2 separate regions of the Homo sapiens genome follow, and region 1 is linked to region 2. A link is an interaction called in ENCODE POLR2A ChIA-PET data of the cell type or tissue named here. Cell type or tissue: OCI-LY7. All regions are shown on one strand. Links, peaks and the distances in the headings refer to the core of each region. The heading gives the core; the rest is flanking DNA.

Region 1 (5,624 bases), core at 625-5,624, 570 kb after region 2:
ACTATCTTAAAAGATTTGTTAAATGTGGTTTATGGCCAAGAATGTGGTCTATCTTGGTAAATGCTCCTATAAGCTGAAGAAAAAAATGTATATTTTGCTCTTGTTAAATGGAGCATTTAATGAATGCTAATTACATCAAATTGATAGTACTGCTCAGGTCAATTACCTACTTACACTGATTTTCTGCCTGCTTAATCTATATCAATTATTGAAAGAAGAGTGTTGAAGTCTTCAACTATAATAGTGGAGTTGGCTGTTTTTCATTTCACTTCTGTCAGCTTTTGCTTCAAGTATTTTGATACTTTGTTGTTAAGTTCATATATTTAGGATTGATAAGACTTTTTGGAGAATTGACTGCCAAATACGTATGTAATGCTCCCCCAACCTTTTTAAATCCCTGATGTTTATTGCTCTGAAGTTTGTTTTCTCTGAAATGTATACAGCTACTTCAGCTTCCTTTTGGTTAGTGATTATATGGTATATCTTTCTCCATCTCGCTCCTTTTTACCTTACCTATTCTTTATATTTAAAGTGAGTTTCTTACAGACAATGCATAGCTTGCCTTAAAAAATCATAAAAGAAAAGATGAAAGTAAAATAAGAATCTTTTATTTTTCATATTCCCCACTGATCTAAAGGAAACTGTTTAAAGTAACAATAGTAACAACATACTGGGTGATAATTTCAATATGGACAAGGAAAATGAATAACTGCCATGTCATAAGAGATGGGAGGAAGTCTTGCTTTTCTAAACTAAGTTTCGTTTTTTATCCACTCTGAACTGTCTTTTAATGGATGTTTACACCATTCACATTTAAAGTGACTACTGACATAGTTATATTCCACCTTGTTTGTAACTGTTTCTAACTGTTGACTTTATTCTTTCTTCCCCGTCCTATTTTTCTTCTTCTTCTGGTTTTAAATGAACATTTTATGATTCTATTTAATCTTATCTCTTAACATTTCACTTATATCTCTCTTTAGAATCCTTTTTAGTTGTCCCGCAGTTTGCAGTATTCATTTTTAACTAATCTAAGTCCACCTTCAAATAACACTACACTGTTTTCTTTGCAGTACAGGTACTTTGTAATAGAGTATTCCCAAATACTTTCTCCTATCTCTTTTAACATTGCAGTCATTCATTTCCCTTATCCATATGGTATTATTGGTAGGAACAGGAGGCAGAAAAATTCTAGGCAGAAAAGGGCAGGGTCCCCAGCGAAGGCCCCATCCTCAAGCCTGGAAGCACGGCCCAAAGTGAGAACATACATTCCTGTTTTCTCACTTGAATGTTGCCTTTTCCAAAACCACCCATGGCCTGCCCTGCCCCAAATCCTATACCCATAAAAACCCCTGACCCAGCTGGCAGAGAAGGAGAAGCAGCCAAACATGGAGAGGAGAAACAGCAGCTGAACGTTGGAGAGAAGCAGCTTGACTTCAGAGGAATGGCTTGACAGTGGGACTTTGGAGAAGAGTCTAGCCAGAGAGACTTCAAGGGGAGACTACTTTCCCACTCCATCCTCTTTCCAGCTCCCTTTCCCGCTGAGAGCCACTTCCATCAGCAATAAAATCCCCCACACTTACTGTCCTTCAATTCATTCATGCAACCTAATCTTTCCTGTACGCAGGACAAGAGCTCAGGATACACAAGGCTATCACACTCTCTGAACTTGTGAACAGGCAAAGGGTCCACTGAACTGTTAAACACTTAAGCCATCCATGGATGGCAAAGCTAAAAGAGTACTGACTGTAACATTACTTCTGGGGCTTTGAGGGGTTGCAGGTACTCCCTCACTAGGTGTTGCCATGGCCCGCATGGAGTTTGGCTCCTGGCAGTGCCCAGAAGCACTCGTCTTGGCTCCTGCACTGGCTCAGCTGTGCTCCCCCTCCCGCAAGGGGTAGAGGGCAGCAGATCTGAGCGAGTGAAGCCGAGTAAAGCCAAGTGAAGCAGAGTAAAGCCAAGTGAAGCTGACCAAAGCCGCCAACTAGCTCCAGCACCAGCACTCCAATTCCCCCACCACCACGAAGGCATCAGGGAAAACTTCCTGTTTCATTATCACCCAGCATGTTGTTCCTACTGTTACTTTATACAGTTTCTTTTAGATCAATGAGGAATAAGAAAAATAAAAGATCCTTATTTTACCTTCATTTTTTTCCTTTTATCATTATTTTCCTTTCTTTATGTAGATCTGAGTTTCAGGTCTGTTGGCAATGAATAACCTTAGTATTTGTTTGAGAAGGTATTTATTTTATTTGTCCTTCAGTTTTGAAGGTTAATTTCACAGATATATAATTATAGGTCAGTTGGTATTTTTTTTCTTTCAACTTTTAAAATATTTTACTCTACTCTTTTCTTGCTTGCATGGTGATGAGAAGTCTGCCATAATTCTTATTCTGTTCTTCTATAGGTAAGTTTTTATTTTCCCCTCCAAGCTCTTGCTTCTTCCAAGATTTTCTCTTAGTTTTTGGTTTTCTGCAGTTTTTAAATATAATGTGCACGGTTTACTTACTTTATCATTCATTCTGCTTGATATTTTCTGAGGTTCCTGGATCTATATTTTAAAGTCTGTCATTGATTTTGTAACATTCTTGGCCATTATTACTTCACATATTTCTTCTTTTTTCTTCCTTCTTCTTCTGGTATTCCAATGATAGATAAATCATATACCTTTTTAAAATGTCCCACCATTCTTGGATGCTCTGTTTTTGTTTTCTCATTATTTTTTCTCTTTATATTTCACTTTAGGGAGTTCCTATTGACCTATTTTTGCCTCACTGATTCTTTCCCCAGCAGTGCCCATTCTATTGATAAGCCTATCAATGGCATTCTTCATTTCTGTTATAGTGTTTTTTATGCCTAGCATTTCCTTTTGATCTTTTCTTAGTGTCTCTCTGCTTTATGTATCTCCTGTGCTCTTACATGATGTCTATTTTTTCCATTATGGCCCTTAACATATTAATCATGGTTTTTTTATATTCCTTAGCTGATAATTCGCATATCTGTAACATCTGAGTCTGGTTCTGATTCCTGCTTTATCTCTACAGACTGTTTTTTCTTGCCTTTAGGTGTGCCTTCTAATTTTTTTTGTTGAAAGTTCACCATGTTGCATTGAGTAATAAGAACAAAGGTAAACATATGATGTGGATTTGTTAATCTGGCCAGGAGGTAAGCTGTGTTTAATGTTTGCTATAGATGTCAGAAACTTCAAGTTCCTCTAGTATCCTTATGTTTGTCTCATCCATTGACTTTGAGCTTATCTCAGTACTATTCCTCAGAAAAAGAGTCCATTCTTGCAACTCTTCCAGCTGAAATGCATTGTTATTATACCAGAGCTCTGTTGGTATGGTAGTAAGGTATGGGGAATGAAATACAGTCTATAATTTTAGGATTAAACCTTTATTTTTTACTTTGCCTATTTTCTCTGAGCTGTGACCTTCATGGGCTTTTCTCCAGTGGTATACATTTTCCCCCACTGAAACCGACACAGGAAGGCTAGAGTGAGCTGAAGTGGGAGAAATGCCCTCCCCAAACCAGGATAGGGGTCTAATAATATATTTTCCCCTACAGAGTAGACCTTTGTTGGAGAATACTCTGGGTATATTTCATAATGATTACCCTCCCTCTCTCTGCAAGAACTACGAGGGGACCTTTTCCAGGATCTTCATCAGAATATGAAGTACCTGATAAAATACATAGAAGCAAAACCCATGAAAGTGTGGGGGCCTCCCTAAGACTGCTGCTCCCAGAGGTGTCACACTCCCATGTTAGTCCACACTCAGCCTCCAGCAGTTTGTCAAAACTATCATTTAAATGTTCCCACCAATTTATGGCTCCAGTGGCTTTGGCTCTAAGTAAGCAGATCTCGGCCATGAGTCTCTGGATTTGCTTTTCTCTCCAGATTTCAGGCTAGTGGTTGCCCTGCAATCTCAGTTCTCTGATGGGGGGAAGAAAACAACAAAACACTGATTCTCAATTTTTTAGCTTTATCTTGTAAGAATGCTAGTGGTAGATTCTAGGTTCTTTACATGTCACTGCTGAAAATGGAGTCTCTTCTCTCTGTTTTTCACTTCCATTTCTCATTCTCTGCCTTCTTTTGAATTACTTGAACATCTGCAAATTTGCAGAGTTGCTTTTTTCCCTTTTTTTGATGTTGTTCTAGAGATTTCAGTATATGTACTTCATTTTTCAAAGTCTACTTAGAATTAATTTTTTTTTTTTTGAGATGGAGTTTTGCTCTTATTGCCCAGGCTGGAGTGCAGTGGTGCCATCTCGGCTCATTGCAACCCCTGCCTCCCAGGTTCAACCGATTCTCCTGAGTAGCTGGGATTTCAGGCACGCGCCACCACGACTACCTAATTTTGTATTTTTAGTAGAGAGGGAGGTCTCTCCATGTTGGTGAGGCTGTTCTCAAACTCCTGACCTCAGGTGATCCCCCTGCCTCAGCCTCCCAAAATGCTGGGTTTACAGGCGTGAGCCACCGCACCCAGCTAGAATTAAAATTTTATCACTTCATGGGTAACTTATAAACCTTACAGACATTTGGTTCTCTTTAAAGTCTTCTCCTTCATATTATTAGTTGTTTCCGACCTATACACATTGGAAACCCCAACAGACAATATTGTTAACTTTTTATTTCTACCATTATACATATCTTAATGAACTTAAGAGGAGAAAAAACAATTTATTATATTTATCCAGATATTTATTATTTTTGTTGCTTTCCTTTCCTTCATGAAGTTCCAAGTTTCTCTCTGGTATCACTTATTTTCTGTTTAAATAACTTTCCTTAGCATTTCTTTTAAAGCAGCATTGCTGTTGATGAATTATCTCTTTGGTTTCCAGTAATTTGGTTATATCTTTGGATGTTGTTTTCTTGGCATTCACTAAGCTTCTTCAATCTGTAAATTTATGTCAGTTGCGAAATTTGAGAAGTTTTCAGCCATTACATATTCAATTTTTTTAGAAATTTCTGCAGCAATCTCTTTCCTCTTCTACTGTGATTTCAAAGACCTGTAGGGTTAGACATTTTTATATTGTTTTACAGATTCTTAAGGCTCTTTTCCCTTTATTAAACAAATGTTTTCCTGTTGTTTACAATAGACAATTTCTCCTGATCTTCTGTTCTAATTCACTGACTCTTTTCTGGGTTGTCTCCATTCTTTCTCATAATTTGAGGTACTTGTTTGGTCATTGTTGCTACTGCCACTGACACAGGAGTGCAGTTTTAGGAGTATATCTTGTCTCAAAGCAGGACCAGAAAACAAACAAACAAATGGAATTTCATTGATTTTTTTCCTTGTCACCAGGGATTTCCTTACAGGGTCTCTCATTAGAGAAAGAGAGTTTCTCTTTTTTTTTTTTTTTTTTTTTTTTTGAGACGGAGTCTCGCTCTGTTGCCTAGGCTGGAGTGCAATGGCACGATCTTGGCTCACTGCAAGCTCCGCCTCCCAGGTTCATGCCATCAGCCTCCCCAGCAGCTGGGACTACAGGTGCCCGCCACCACACCCAGCTAATTGTTTGTATTTTTAGTAGAGATGGGGTTTCACCCTGTTAGCCAGGATGGTCTCCATCTCCTGACCTCGTGATCTGCCTGCCTGGGCCTCCCAAAGTGCTGGGATTACAGG
Region 2 (6,454 bases), core at 591-5,590:
AGGTTCAGGTAACTCTACTGGCCCTGGTCAATCCCAGTCACAGACAGGACTTAAAACATTCTGATGAAGATGTTTCCAGCAGCTGGGATGCATATGGTATCTGGTCTTAGCCCAGGGTACTCTGCCCCATTGGCACTGCTAATTCAAAGGAAGACTTGAAAATGTGTCCAAGGATGTCCAAGTGACAGGACTCCCTGAGGCTCAGGGCTCAGCAGAGGGGCCTTGCTTGCCAGAGTGTAAGGGCAGTCCTACTGCAGGGGGTCCCAGTGACACTGTTTGAAATGCTAGATCCAATCATGCCTAAGACCAGATCCATCTCTAGTATTCCCAGTTTTGAAATCCAATTTCAGTTTTTGCTTAAGTTGGTTTAAGTTGAATTCCTGACACCTACAACAGAAGGAATTCTGACTAATGCAAGCAGAGCCGTCGCTACCAGCCTTTATTCATGCTCCTCTCACTGCTCCGAGTTCCTTTTTCCTCTGCCTTCAATATCGAAGCCTTGTTTGCCTTCAAGTCCAAGTTTGAAGGATAGGTAATTTGGATACCATCAGGGCTGGAAGGATCACAGTGAAAAATACACTGCAATAGAAAGGTTTATGTTATAAAAATAAATTGTATATAAGGGTTTAGTTTATTTGCCAAGTTAAAGGACATAACCTACAACCTTTAAAATGGTTCAAGATGAGGAATTTGATAACATGTATTTAATTAAGCCACCATTTATTACTTTCTTTACTGTATATCCTTTATTCAGTAAAAGCCTAGGAATTTTAACTACTTAGAGGATGCCAGATATTCCATGTAGACCACTGCTATAAGGACTTGGCATTCTTGTGAAACTCATTCTTTACAACAGCTATTCTAAACCCTTATCACTTCTTCAAACTCTCTATCCCAGCTTACCCTCACCCATCTCCCATCCCACCATAAAAATAACCCCTGAGCTTATGCCTAAAAGGAATTTAGGCTACCATTCTTAGAAAAGAATTACGGTCAGGCCCCACTCAGGATAATCTCCTTTTAGTCAACTCAAATTCAACTGATTTGGGACCTTAATTATATCTGCAAAGTCCCTCCCCTGTTGCCATATTTTATTGGCTAGAAGCAAGACACAAGTTCTACTTACACTTAAGGGGTGTGTATTATACAAGGCATGATCCATTGAGCCTCACCTTAGAGTGTGTCTACTGTATACTCCAAACTTTAGTGGTCAAAGAATAAGAATGAGCAAGATAAACAGAAGAATGGCCAATGAGAAAAGAGGAAAACAGGAGATTGCTGGGGTATGTAAATGAAGTGAAAAAAATTGTTTCAACTGTGTCACTCACTGAGTAAGATGAGAAGTTGAGGACTTATGACTGACCATTTGATTTGGTAACATGAACTTGACAAAAGAGGTTTCCATGGTGGAATGTAAGCCTAATTAGTAAAGAAGTGGAGTCACTGAGCATTGACAATCTTTTAAGGAGTTTTTCTATAAAGAGAAGCAGAAAAATGATGTGGTAGTTGGAGGAGCTATGGAGTTAAGGTAGGCTTTTTTTAAATGATGTTCATTTGCTAGTGGGAATGATTCAACTGAGAGATAAAAATTTGAACATATAATATAGGAAAGCAATGGGTAACAATGGGAGTGAGATAAAGAGGGAGCATCCTGTGCACAAGTGAAGTTGATGGTTTTAGGCAGAAAGGTGAGCAGCTCATCCATTGCAACAGAAGGAAAAGCAGAGTGTGGATAGAGGAAGAGAGGAAAGAAGGGGGTAAATGTGATACTAAGAGCCTCTTCTGTTGCTTATATATTTCTGAGAGAAATAAGATTCATAATTGATGAGGAGGGTGATGGAGTTTGGAGAAGGAATGAAATAGTCTGGGAGAGTCAAAGAATAAATTGACTAGGAAAATGCTGAAGGACCACCAAGCAGCTTTGAGGGCCGACTTAATGTTTGAGGTCAGGGTAACCATGTTTCTCCTGAGACACATTTAGATTCTCAGGAGAAGGAGCACAGAAGGTAGAGATGGAACTATTACCAGAGTTGGGACTTTGTTCAGAATAACATAATGGGATATTACAGGGCCAAGAAAGCTAAGAGCATATTTAAAGGAGTGATTATATAAAGGACCACAGAATCTAAGCCAGGCAAGGAGAGAATGGGTTTTGAGGGATGGAGATAAACAGTGAAAATCATTTTTGGATCAATTGGATTCCAATGAATTTAATTCCTGTCCTCTCCTTACCTTAGAATTGCCTAAGCATCAAGTGCCAAGAATAATCAGAATTAATTGCCCCCTTCCCTTTAAGCAGCCACCAGGGCACCCGGTCTTGTCTTAAATATTTATCTCAGTGACCTTATTTCATTACTTAAACCCCTATCCCCTTCAGGGTCAGGAGTCACATGAACAAGGTACCTAGTGGAGTAAAAGAATTTTTTGAGCTGGGGTACAAGCATGAGCTGAAAATATACAAATGAGATGCTTGAAACTAATATAAGTGAGAGAATGCAATTGTTGTAAATGACAAGGTCTGCAGCTAACCATGGAGGATGGTGGCTGAAGGGGAATGGTGGAAGACCAGATGCACTGGAATAAAGAGATAGAGGAATGGAGAAGCCATGGGCTTGGATGGGCCATCTGTGTAGATACTGAAATCACCAGGAATAATGACAAAAGAATGCAAGAGAGAAAGACAATAAACTTGGTGTTGACATTTCCAAGAAATGTGTGGTAGTGATCAGGAGGACAGGGGAGGGCTACAGCCAGGAGGCCTGTAGGGAGGAGCAGGTTGATGGCATGAGTGGCAAAGGACCCGATGGGGGAGGGCAAGGAAGGGACAGCAGTTTGGAAGTGACAGTGAGGAGTAGGGAAGACATCTGCATCACCTCTGGAACAGTGGGAAGTGACAGGTGAGAGAAAACTGGCCACCACTGCAGGGAATTCCGAGTGCTCAGGGGAAAGTTTCCTTTCGAGCTGCAAGGTGAAGGGACTGTTCAGAGAGGAGTGTGGTTGGAGGGGTTTTTCTGATGACAGCGGGGAATAGAGATTTGAGTGATGAAATTTGACCTGGGAGGCTTAGATATCTTAAGGTCACTGAGCTAGATATTTAAGACAAGACTGGGTGCCTTGGTGACTGCTTAAAGGGAGAGGGCAATTAATTCTGATTATTCTTGGCATGTGACTCTTAGGCAATTCTTAGATAAGGAGAGAACAGGAATTAAATTCATTGGAATCCAATTGATCCAAAAATGCTGTTCATCCTTCTTCCTTAACAACCAGAGTTGGCCCCCCTTCCAATCCACACCGATTCTGTCTTGATTTAAGTCCTCATTAGTTCTTCCTTGGACAATTACAATTGCCTCCTAACTGGTATCTTTCACTGATCTCGCCTCTCTCCAATCCATTCTTCACATTTCTGCCAGAGTGTTCCTTGTAAATCATTAATTTCATCAGGCAGATCCTCTGCTCTAAATCTACTAATGGCTTTCCTAATGCTTCAGGATCAGATCCAAATTCCTTAGCATGGTAAGGCCCCTCCTGGAGAGGACTCTCTCACTGCCTTCCGCCTCATGGGTCCTACTCCCCAACAGTCTCATGCTGTTCTCTTTGTCTGCAATGCTCAGCTTCCTCTTTTTCACTTGAGTACCTTGCATACATCTTTTAAGAAATAATTCAAGTCCCTGAAAGAATAAACAAGAAACAGACACTCCTGGTTGTTCCTGAGAAGAGAAACTGGGTGGCTTGGTGAGGAGTAGAAGAGAAGCTTCTCACAGCATGTCCTTTTGTACATTTTGAATTTTATACTCTATGAATATATTACTTCATTTTTTTAAGCAATGGAATTGAAAAAAAATTTAAGCATTAAATAGACCCCTAGAAAGAAAGAGTCAAGTGTTTCCTCCTCTGTAAGTCTTCTCTACCTTGATGCTCATCTCCACTGAGCTACCATCATGCCCTCCACACAGCTCGGTGGCAGCGTTTATCACTTTATATTGTTAAGTATCTGCAAACAAGCAAGCAGTCCTACCATCCTCACAGCCCAGAGGCTCCTTGAGGGAAGAGACTTTGTCTAACTCAATTTGGAATCTCCAGCCCCTTGCACGGTGCCAGTACAGAGGAAGGGCTCATAGAGATTTGTTGAATTCGTGAACAAATAGAGTTTCTGTGCAGAAGGGAAGCAAAATAAATGTAAGTATTCACATTTATTTCACAGAAAAAGAAAATGAAGCCCAGAGTTATTTACTAATGATTTCACAACTAGTTAGCAGCATTAAATGAGAACCCAAACTTTCCAGAGTCCAACTTTTGTACTAGGGTAAGTTATAAGATGGTCACTCTAAGATAGCAGACATGATGCCTATTATATCTACTTATTTTGTTCCAGGGCTCTGGATTGTCAGGAAATTTCCAATTCCAGTAAACTGCCAGTTTAACCTCCAAGGAACAATTTCATGTATCAGGTCTTGGGTCCTAAACTGGAGTTAGGAAAACATATATCTCCAATAGCTTACAGGCCAGGCATATACTGACAGGGAATTCACATGGAAATCTTGTGGCACTTTTCTTTATCTTAAAGGCTATGTTTGTGTTATTGTGTTCCTGAAACTCACAATGTGGCAGACATAGCTATACACAGTGACTGAAGAGATAAAAGGATAGCACAGGAAAAAGTGATTGCCACAGCTCAAAGCCCAGTTCTCATTTGTAAGCATTTGGCTGAATTCCTTGGGCATTCAAAGCAGAAACCAATAGCATTTTATTTCACATGGGATCTATGTTTTTCTATGTAAAATGTTTGTGTTAATAATTATCTGGACTAGATTTTAAGCATCCTGTGGAGATCTTCTGTGGTCTTCAAGATCAGTGGTCTTCAAACATTTTTGCCCACATGCTGCTCTGCGAAACCTTGGAAAACCTTGCATCCCTTCCACATCTTTTATTGCCACCTACAGTATAATTTTTCATCACAAGTTTGCAAAGGGTGTTATTTCCAGCATATTGCAATTCATGATATTTTAAAATAAAGCTGTTAGCTCACTCTTTTAAATTTACCCTGAAGAATCTAAATCCCACGGTGATTTGTTACTCAACATTATTCATTTTAAATATACATGAACCAGTTCTTCTTTCACAGTCAGAAAATTTGCATTGTTCCCTTTTCTTCTTGAACTCATATTTTCACTGCATTTTCCCCACAGAATGTTATCATGTTGATATTTTCATGCTTGAAAAATTTTTATTGATCAGTATGTCATTCTTTACAACAGACATTATAACTACATATTTATATAATTTTACTTTCTTGTGACTCTAAAGATTGAGGTGTTAAAAGTATCTCTGGGTGGAGTTATCCTTATAATTATTAGTAATATACAATTGATCAAACAGTAACTATATTATAAATTAACAAGTATATTTAACAAAAAATAAAAGTGTATGCATTGATTATATGGAAGGAACTTTTTCTTTTCCAAGGTAGTGATGGATGAATATTATTTATAGCTAGAAGGAAACAAAGCTCCTCCCCAATTGTATTCATGTGTTTGACTCTGTCTTTGTAGATATAAATGCTAAGGTACTTTGTTCACAGAAATTGAGTAGATGGGAATGGGAGAACTTGTTGTAGCAGTGTTACTCAATTCTGTGAATTCCTTTCAATTATATGCCAAATATCATGCAATGATAGATTATTTACATTATTTCTAATGCTCTATCAGGTGGCAATTTTGCTCCCCAGTCATCACAGGCGTTCTCTTTCTCAATGCCCGCACAGGCTTCTACTTTGCCATATTGTGTGCACCTGGGACAATACACTCTAGTAAGATGTGGGATCTGTGAGAAGAATGACTTTTTGCCAAGTGGGAAATGGCCATTGTGAAAGGGGAATGGAATGGAGACCACATGCACATTCTCAGGCAGATCGGTTTTAGGAAAGCGTAGAAAAGGATCAAGGACATGGAATTGATTCTCTTGAAACTATCCTGCTCTGCACCACTGGAGGAGAGTCTTCATGTATCTTGGGGGAGGGGCTGGGGGTTGGGAGCTGCGGGGAAGTGCAGGTTTATCCCAGTTTGAAGATGTCCGTTTCTTAATCATCATCTTTTGAATAAAAATGACAGAGAGCAAAAGAGATTAAGCAGTCCTAAACAGATTGGTAATGACATGGTGGCTAAAAGGAGAACTCGGTAAATCCTAGCTCTGAAATTAACTAACTATATATATAATCTTGTGCAAATTATTTAACCTCTCCCTGTTAAATTCCTCATCTGGAAATGAAAGCAATAATGATACCTAAGAAGGTTGTTGTGAGGATTAAATGAGCTAATATGTAAAGTACTTAGAGCAGTGCTTGACAATTAGTAATCATGCAATAAATCATCACATTAGTACAAGGAAATGATTATATATGACATAAAAATTAGGACAATAACCCCCACATAAGTTTGATATGTACTTTGCTATTACC

What was found. Peaks named below come from ENCODE experiments on the same cell type or tissue, not always from the same donor. Only the 100,000 strongest peaks of a DNase experiment are listed, where the experiment ranks them.
Region 1: POLR2A ChIA-PET joins it to region 2 with 5 read pairs; 4 of 35 experiments call an interaction of 5 or more read pairs at or near these places.

The regions. Positions count from the first base shown.
Region 1 is chr1:84,129,940-84,135,563 of GRCh38, reverse strand. It overlaps a transcript of PRKACB not described here. Among named protein-coding and RNA genes, the nearest start is that of PRKACB, 12 kb to the left of the region's middle. In OCI-LY7, for the core only: no CTCF peak of the experiment used is centred there; no DNase peak of the experiment used is centred there.
Region 2 is chr1:84,702,207-84,708,660 of GRCh38, reverse strand. No RefSeq gene overlaps it. Among named protein-coding and RNA genes, the nearest start is that of SSX2IP, 15 kb to the right of the region's middle. In OCI-LY7, for the core only: no CTCF peak of the experiment used is centred there; a DNase peak (open chromatin) is centred at 3,590.